Regions from separate parts of the Homo sapiens genome. Here region 1 is linked to region 2. Evidence: read pairs that join two places in POLR2A ChIA-PET (ENCODE). Cell type or tissue: MCF 10A. All regions are shown on one strand.

Region 1 (5,000 bases), 330 kb before region 2:
CCACCATAGGCAGCCACATCTTGCTTCTATTCTCAACACTCAGGTTAAATCATCCCGCACATCAGTTGTTCCTAGCCAGTCAAGTAAATACAGGCTGGTCACTAATGGTAACTTTCAGAATTACCTGTTTGTTCATCTGCAAGCTTGACCCACTTGTTATTCATCTCCCACCACACAGCCACTTAAGTGACTGCTCCTTTGAAATCTTGTCTTGTCTCTTGTTCACTCTCACTTGCTCACTCTTACCCCAAACACCTAACAATTCTGGCCTCTGCACATGTAGTTTCTTCAGGCTGGAAGGTCCTTCTACAGTTTATTCCTCTAATGAATGCCAATGCATATGTTAATCCATAACTCAAGCATCTCTGCCATTCAATCCTTTCATGACCTCCTCAGCTGGATCTAGATAAGCTCTTACACCTGTGCTCTCAGGTCACCTCATGTATAACACTAGGGTTGCACTGTAACATCACATCAAAATCCTTTATCACTCCCACTGGCCTGTAAATCTCCAAGGTCAAAGAAAACTTTTGGTCTTCTTCATCTTTCTGTTCCTGGTGCCTAGCCCAGGGTCTGGCTTGCAGTAGATGCCCAGTAATTGTTGATTGAGTACGTATGGTGCATAGTAAATAAGACATAAGTAACGCCATACGCAGGTAGTTTATATGGTCTGGTTGGAAAGACAATATATTTGCCTGTGAAACATCTGGAGAACAATATAAATTATTTGCTGCAAGAAATAAGAAAGGGAAAAAATATTTCCTAATTCAGCTTCCGGCATCTTATCTACCTTAAGTTCTTCCCTTTCCATCATATCTTTTTGTCTCTCTCCACCACCAAATCTAGTCTGTCATCATTTTTCTGCAGCTCCAGTAACAGGCTCTTTGGGTTCCAATCCTGCTGACTTTTTGACCTCATGCAAGTTATAGGTTATCCTCTGAAAATCTCCTTCTCTTCATCTGTTTTCTGAGGATCTGTGAGGATTAAATAAATCAAGACACCTAAAAGCACTTGGCCCAGTTCTTGATTCACAGGAGTGCTCAGTAAATATTAGTGTTTCTTAAGGTGCACAACATCACTATTGTTGTTACGTTTCCAGGTCACTTCTACTGCTTTTGTTCTGTCCCTAGTAATTCCTTTCCTGAGTCATTACAATCACATTCTGGAGACTCTTTCCCCTAACTCATCCTGCAACTTTTACCTGTTTGCCTTTTCTAAAAGAAATCTGACCACATATTTTGCATGCTTCAAAACCTTCCTTGTTTTCCATTGCCAGAAGAATTCAGTTGGAATTCTGGCTAAGGAGGCCAGAACCTGAAGGGGATGGGTTCCTAGAGCCAGAGCCCCTGGGAGGAGGTACTCACCCAACTATCACATCCCTGCTCCAGTGAAAGAGGACTGCCACTCAAGAGGGCTCATTTCTGGAGTGTTTACTCTATGCCAGGACTATACTGAACACTGTACCTTCCTGTACCTCCTTTAATCCTCTCAATACCCCTATGATGGCAATGCTATTGCTATCCTCATGTTATAAATGAAGAAACAGGCTCACAGGGCTTAAGTAATTTGCCCAAAGTTGCAGGTAGGAAAAAAAAAAGGTGCTAGGGTATTTTAAACCCTTGAACTCGACCAGTAGTTCTCTTCAATCATCTAAAACCATTTTAGGGTCTATTTATTTTAAGACATTATTAACAAAAAAATGCCTAAAGTAATATTTATTGCTTAAAGACATCACAAATTCTACCAAAGTGGCAGAGAGGCTTCATTCACTCTTGTTGGCTCATTTAGCAGCAAGATTTGCTTAGTTTTATCTTTTGTTCCCATGCCAAACCACAGTTAAATCTTGCTGTTTGGTGGAGGCTTTTCCTGAGCACCACGTTGCTTATAATTTAAATCTCTGTAGAACTGTTTGTGTTCCTGTAGGGAGATCCCTTTACCTGGAGTTTTATGTAGTTGGCTCTGGGAATGCTGAGAGTGCATGCTTTATCCTAAGTATGTGCATGCACTGCTTCTCTCTGGCCAAATTGTGCTTACCCATAGCTATGTTGTACCTGGTTTCATTTCCCCAAGTATGTGGTTTTCTGCCCTCGTCAAAGCCAAGGATGAGTGGAGCAGTGAGTCACATGTGTGATCGTCACTGTTTTCTCTACATTTTACAAGAGAACCCACAGAGACTTAACACGTTTCCATTCTTTTACTGGCTCCTTCTTAGATATAAGGAGAGATCAGAGAAAAATGCTGTGAATCACTTGGCAATGATGAACAATGGCCTACGGCAGAGAAATGAAAATGTCAGGTGTGTGGTTTTTCCAAACCTAAAATATTTGCTTTCAATGCAGTTAGCAGAGTTTTAATTACAGGGTGTTAAACCCTTGGAGGTGTCATGGTTACTCAGCACTCAATTTGATGATCATATGTAAAATAATAATAGCTTTATTGAGATGCAGTTTACATATATTCACAAAGTTGTGTGACCATCACCACTATCTAATTTCAGAACATTCTCATACTCCAGTAACAAGCTCTGTATTCATCAGCTATCACTTTTATTATGCCCCTCCTCCAGCTCCTGGCAACCACTAGTCTACTTTTTGTCTCTATGAATTTGCCCATTCTGGACATTTTATAGAAATAAAATCATACAGCATGTGGTCTTTTGTGATTGGATTCTTTCACTTAGCATAATGAGTTCAAGGTCCATTCATGTTGTAGCATGTATCTGTACTGCATTCCTTTTTATTGCCAAATAATATTCCATTGTATGGATATACCACATTTAGTTTACCCTTTCATCAGTTAATGGATATCTGGGTTCTTTTCACTTTTGGGATATTATGAGTAATGCGACAATGAACACTCATATACAGTTTTCTGTGTGAACATATGCTTTCTGCTGTCTTAGATATAGACCTAGGAGTGGAACTGCTGGGTCATATGGCAACTCCGTTTAGCTGTTTGAGAAACTGCCAGACTATTTTCCTAAGTGGCTGCATCATTTTACATTCCCGCAAACAAGTGTATGAGGGTTCCAATTTCTCCACATTCTTGCTGACATTTATAATTTATTATTTTGATTATAGCCACGTAGTGGCTATGAAATAGCATATCTTTCTGGTTTTTAATTTTTATTTTTTGCAATGGACTGAATGTTTGTCTCTCCCCCGTCTTTCTCCTCCACCTGCCATGTGAGGAAATCAGGAAGAGGGCTCTCACCAGAACCTCACCATGCTGGCCCCTGATCTCAGACCTCCCAGCCTCCAGAACTATGAGAAATAAGTGGCTGTTGCTTAAACCACTCAGTCTATGTTATTCTTGTTATAGCAGCCCAAACTGACTAAGACATCATGGTAAAATAGACATAAGATAAAGTTTATCATTTAACCATTTATAGGGTACAATTCAATGGTATTAACTGCATTTACAATGTTGTGCAACCATCACTACTATCTATTTCCAGAACTGTTTCTGTTTCCCAAACAGAAACTCTATAATCAATGAACAATAAATTCCCCATGTCCTCCTTTCCCCATTGAGGTTTTGACTTGTGTTTTGCTAATGGCTAATGATATTAAATATCTTTTCATGTGCTTATTGGCCATTTACATATATATATATATATATATATATATATATATATATATATATATATATATATATATCTTCTTTGGAAGTATGTCTGTTCAAGTCTCAGCTCACTGCAACCTCTGCCTCCCAGGTTCAAGCAATTCTCCTGCTTCAGCCTCCCGAGTAGCCAGTTTTACAGGCACACGCCACCACCCCCAGCTAATTTTTGTATTTTTAGTAGAGACGGGGTTCCATCATGTTGGCCAGGCTGGTCTTGAACTCCTGACCTCAAGTGATCTGCCCGCCTCAGCCTCCCAAAGTGCTAGGATTATAGGTGTGAGCCACTGAGCCTGGCCCCTTTGACCATTTTTAAATTGGGTCATTTCTCCTTTTATTGTTGGGTTATATATTCTGACTACAAACCTACTATCAGGTATATTATTTACAAATATTTTCCCTGATTCCATGGTTTCACTTTCTTGGTGAAGAAAGCACAAGTTAGTAATTTTGATAAACTTCCATTTACCTATTTTTGTTGTTGTTGTTTGCTTGTGCTTTTGGTATCATATCTGAGAAGCCATTGCCTAATCCAAGGTCACAATAATTTACCCCCATATTTTCTCTAAGAGTTTTGTAATTTTAGTTCTTATATTTAACTCTATGATCCATTTTGAGTTAATTTTTGTATATGGTGTGATGTAGGGATCCAACTTTATTTTTGCATGTGAATGTTTAGTTGTCACAGCACCATTTGTTGGAAAGCCTATTTTTCCCCCACTGAATTGTCTAGCACCATGACTAAAAATTAATTAACTGCAAATAGACTTTCACATGTATTCCATTCATCATATGTCTTTCTTTATGCCAGAACGACACTGTCTTTATTACTGCAGTTTGTAGTAAGTTTTAAAACTGGGAAGTGTGAGTCCTCCAACTTTATTCTTATCTTTCAAGATTGACTTGGTTCTTTTGGGTCCCTTACATTTCCATGTGAATTTCATGATCAGCTTGTCAATTTCTGCAAAAAAGCCAGTTGGGATTTTTATGGAGATTGTATTGAATTTATATGTCAGTGTTAGTAGTTTTCCCATCTTAATAATACTATGTCTTTACACCCATGAAGATAGTTTTCCATTTATTTAGGTCTTCTTTAGTTGATTTAAATATTGTTTTATAGTTTTCAGCACATAAGTCTTGCGCTACTTTTGTTAAATTTATCCCTATTTTATTGTTTTGATGCTATTACAACTGTAATTATTTTCTTAATTTCATATTTGGGTTGTTTGCTGCTAGAAATACAATTGATTTTTGAATTTTGACCTTCTATCCTGAAACCTTGCTAAAAGTGTTTATTTGTTCTAATAGTGGTTTTTGGTGGATTCTTCAAGATTTTCTAAATATAAGATCATGTCATCTGCCATAGAGATAATTTTACT
Region 2 (5,000 bases):
AGAGAAATGTGGGAACTGGGTGAATTGGGGACTAGGATGGAAAGGAGTTTTTTAAAAACTAAATGCTTCTCTATACTTTATAGACTGTGGTAATATATTAACCATTCCAAAAAAAGTGGGTTTTTTTAAACATAAAGAAATCCAGAGCTCTTGACCCAGAGTTTCTTCCTTTCATTCTGAGCCAGCTGCTAAACCTCTGTGCTCACTTCTAACTTCTACTGGATTCCTCCTGAATTGTCTAGCTTCCCCTTAACAATGGACGTTTGAGGACATTCACCATCCTCTAAAGTTTATTGCAACAAAAGGACGAGAAGGAGAAGTAGAAGACTACAGAGCTTATCTCATTTGTTTTCAGCCTAACATCTCTCTACTCAGACCCATACAAGTAATTCTAAGGAGAGTGGATTCCACTTATTTTCCGTGATGCTTTGTATAAGGTATGATAGAAACACAGTATTAAAGCACTCAAAAATACCAAAGGTAAAAAATATCTTTGAAACTCAGTTCCACTAATGTAATATATACTGACATTCACTTTGTGGCCAGGCACTGTGCTAAGTGCTGGAGATTGAGTACTTAGACTGGAAGGTGAGTATAGCCAGCTGCCTTTTGAAGAATCACTCCCTCCCATAGATCTTGAACACTGTTTTATTTCTGTTGTAAGAGTAACACATATCCAGAAAAGTGCAAATATTAATGAACTTTCACAGATTGACTCTACTCATGTAATCAGCACCAAGACTGAAAACAAAACAGCATCACCAGCACCCAGAAGATCCCATTGTGCTATCTTTGTAGCAAATTTTATAATTCTATTTTGAATTTTCTATTGTTTTGAAGTTTTGTTTTTGTTTTCAAAGTCTTATATTTTTCATGATACTGCTTCCCAACATTATAATTTATTATCCAGCAAAATGACAGCTGTTTTGGTTTTTCTGGGTTTTTAAGGAAAGGATGGGATTGAGTTTCAGAACATGCATAAGATAAAGAATACGTGTAAAGATCATACTCATTATGGCTATTAAGATTTCAGCTGCTGGAATTTCTATGTTAAGTCCACTTGAATATTGTGACCAAAAACATCTGAGAGGAAAATTATATTCAGTCCATTTCTCTTTCCTAACACAAGAATGCAGTTATTTTTCTCCTATTTTGCAGCTGGCAAAAGTTGAGTATGCATAGGTGAATTGTGACAGCCCCACCTCTCCTATCCTTATGGGAATTTTTATTTTTAAAGACTTTAAAAAATCGGTGAATTATAATTTGTTGACTTTTCCCAGTCATCAGAGTTGTGCTTGCCAAAGACTTGTGTAACAGGAAATTTGCCAAGATAGGATTAGTGATTTGTTTGGAGAAAGGGTGTAGGAAATATTTTAAATTTAAAGGTGAAAAGATCACAGACAAGGTTAAGTACAAGTTACTCAATTTGGCTTCTATTTATGAAGAACTACTGAAATTATCCCTTTACCTTTAGGGACTTCTGTGTTTCATTTGCCCCCAAGTCCCCTTACCCGTCAGGCAAAAAGAAAAACAAGTCAAAACATAACCAGCAACTCTTTAAACAAAATTAAGCATTTAACCAGGCAAGTTTTATCAAGTTTTGTCCTGCTTCTGTGGATTCTGGAAGGAGTCTGTTTCCCAGTAGTACTTGAGAAGAGAAACCTGGCACAGGTTTTGCTGGCCAGTGCTCAGAGGCTGGTGATAACTTTTAGAAACTGGTTTCAGTATCTTGATAACTCTGTTGCCTGTTTTAACATTTTTCAGGTTAATGTGTTTTGAGATTTTTAAATTTTATTTTATAGATACTCCCTTTCCATTACCTCACATACCTTTATCTATTTCCTGCCTGAAAAAGAGATTTGCCTCTGATGCGCCCAAGTGTGGTTTTCCTTGAATTTATCCTGCCTAGGATTTGCTGAGCCTCTAGGGTATGTGGATTAATGATTTTCATCAAATTTGGGGATGTCCTTGGACATTATCTACTTAAATACATCTTTAAACCACTTTCTTTTCTCTCCTGGGACCCCATTTATATCTATATTAGGAAGTTTAATATTGTCCCACAGATCTTAGGCGTTCTTTATATTTTTGTTTTGTTTTTGCTTTTTTTTCTTGGCAATTCATTTGGGATAATTTCTATTATTTTGACTTAACTGTACTGATCATTTATTTTGCTTTACTCTGCCAGTTAGTAAGCCCATTTCATTGTTAGTAAGCCCATTTCATTCTAATATATTCTTCAGGCTAGATTTTTCTTTTTTGTTTTTATAATACAATCTCTCTGCTAAAAATTCCCACATCTTCTTTATGTTGCCATACATTTGCCACTGTATCCTTTAGCATACTTTTTAGTCTGTCTGATAACACCAGCATCTTGACTACCTCTGTATCTGTGTGTCTTCTCTTGGCCATGGGTCATAACAATATCCAAACCTAGCTCAAGCAGGGAGCAGAATGACTCAGCACCCTACTACAGTGTATGACGCAGAAGAGGCATACCTTTTTCTGAAGCTAAGTAGTATTTATCTCAGCATCAGTTTCTACCGAGATTTAAAATGTTTAGCACCTACTTGAAAAATTACCGATACAAGAAGAAGCAAAAACTCCTATTTCTGAGATTTCCTTTACCACTTAGGAGGTAGACTATGACCAGGGACCATTGCTCTCACTCCTACAGTCAAAATAACCTGGGTAAGTAATAAAAATCATAGTTTAAAAAATCATAAAATATGCTAAGGACATAAATAAACCTTGAAAATGTAAATTCCAGAAATGGGCAAACTCTTCAAAGGAAAGAAGAGGCCCATGGTTTCTCTCACCCCTGGTGGATTGGCAGGAGGAGGAGGAATCTGCTATGGATGGGGTAAGAAGGAATCAGCCAAACTGAAAACCTACTTTTCACTTCTAGCTTTTCTTTCTGTCTTCACTCATATTGTGAGCAGTGGTCTCTTGTGATTATTTACGTCCTATGTGGAAGTCTCAGAAATAGGAAATTTGTTCAAGGAGACTAGGAAATTTGCCAATAGGGAAAAGAGAACAAAGATAAGCCTTGGCCATTGATAAATAGGGCACAGTTGTGTTGTTCTGTCACTGTTTTTTTTTTTTTTTTTTTTTTTTTAGATGGAGTCTCCCTCTGTTGCCCAGGCTGGAGTGCAGTGGCGTGATCTCGGCTCACTGCAACCTCCGCCTCCTGGGTTCAAGTGATTCTCCTGCCTCAGCCTCCCGAGTAGCTGGGACTACAGGTGCGCACCACCAGACCCGGCTAATTTTTGTATTTTTAGTAGAGACAGGATTTCACCATGTTGGTCAGGCTGGCCTCGAACTCCTGACCTCGTGATCCACCCACCTTGGCCTCCCAAAGTGCTGGGATTACAGGCATGAGCCACCGCGCCCGGCTTTTATAAACACATGGACATGGTAACACTCCTTATTTTCTGGGTTTATCTTTCATGTGAACTGCAGGCCTACCTATGGTATGGTAGTCATGTATTTTTATTCCTTGTGTTTATTTCTTTAGCGATTTGATCACTGTAGTACACAAGGGATTTGTTTCTGTAGCTCTTGCTTTTAGTCTTTTTTTTGGATGCGTTGCTGCAATCTTGCAAGTGTACAAAGGGACACTTTATTGAATTACATCGTAAGCCACCTGCCTCTTTCATCGTAGCACAATTCAAGACTGAAATTCTAAGTTACTAAGTACAATAGCTGGTATATGGTGTGGCAATAACTTAGTCTCCATTTTTCTTGTGGTCATTCTATGATTGCACTAAAATTAGGGCTTATTTAAACCTCCATTTCTCAAAGTGTATTCTTTCAGAAGCACATCCTATGTTTTCCCAAAAAGTGTTTCATATTAAATTTGGGTAGCACCAGAGATTATGTTACTTGCTCTTAGAAAATAAAATGCTAATGATTGTAAAAAGTCTTGGGGAAATCTTAAAATAAGTAAATCCTTTAAGCTATTTTTAATTAGGTGTTTCTCAAACTTATTGGATCCAGAACCTTTTAGCAAAGGAACCTTAAGTTTTTCTTGTCAAATAAAGCCATTCACAAAGTGCACAACACTCTTTGGGGAAATGTTGAGTTAAATGGACTCTGTAGCTCTATATTTTGGGGAGTATGAATAATTCATATTGGACTGTCATTCTGTACACCTGGAAAACATCTTCTCCACTGTTTCCTGAGAAGGACCCGGGAAGCTTGCATTTGGAGGAAGGAAAAGCTCTAACCCAGAAGCCTGTTTGATTACCGCGTTATTGCTTAGATCTCCTCATTGTAAGTGTTAATGTTGTAATACTCTGCTACTGTAGGGGTATCCTGGTCTCAGCTGCCTGACTTGTCCAAGGACTGTCCTAGTTTGTTAGTCCAGGAAAATAAGCTAGGTCAGCTATCATATCCCCTCAAATGAAAAAAGACGGCTAGCCGCCTAGACTGCAATTGCAAGGAAAGGTCAATCAATATATTACCTTTCTTTCCATGTGTTCCTTGGCCGCCGGCAGAGTTGTGCCTTCTCACTAGTGGTAATCTCTTCTGCTAAATTTTATTTTAACCTTGCAAATAGGTGAAAGGAAGGGCACAGTTAATAACGTCTTCCCCCATATACCTCTGGGCATATCATTTGGGCTGAATCTTGCCCCTCCTTCCCCTAGCAGTAAGCCCTGCACAGTCCTGCTTCGACGGAGTGTTATGCAAGTAGCTGGTTTTATTTACTGTGGGAATTTCTCCTAGAGCTCTGTCATGCTCTTGCACAGACAGAATGCAAACATTTTTGTGATTTTTGACAGTAGCTGGGATCTATGTGGAATAGGGGGTTTTCAAAACGTTTCTCAGTCAATATGTTTACTCTACTTCACCAGCCATGCAGTGTGATATGGTGCATCACCAATACTTGAAATAGACTGCAACAGGAGGTCAGAATGGGGCATAGATTTTCTCACACAGCATGTTAGATGAAATGATTTTGTGTACTTTGAAGTGGAAAATTCAATCAGAATTTTCCA

The links. Peaks named below come from ENCODE experiments on the same cell type or tissue, not always from the same donor. Only the 100,000 strongest peaks of a DNase experiment are listed, where the experiment ranks them.
Region 1: POLR2A ChIA-PET joins it to region 2 with 5 read pairs; 1 of 35 experiments calls an interaction of 5 or more read pairs at or near these places.

Annotation. Positions count from the first base shown.
Region 1 is chr5:66,552,298-66,557,297 of GRCh38, forward strand. No RefSeq gene overlaps it. Among named protein-coding and RNA genes, the nearest start is that of MAST4, 42 kb to the right of the region's middle. In MCF 10A, no CTCF peak of the experiment used is centred here; a DNase peak (open chromatin) is centred at 2,144.
Region 2 is chr5:66,880,330-66,885,329 of GRCh38, forward strand. The region is part of intron 3 of MAST4 (microtubule associated serine/threonine kinase family member 4); the gene reads left to right. Among named protein-coding and RNA genes, the nearest start is that of MAST4-AS1, 120 kb to the right of the region's middle. In MCF 10A, no CTCF peak of the experiment used is centred here; DNase peaks (open chromatin) are centred at 1,322, 1,582 and 2,462.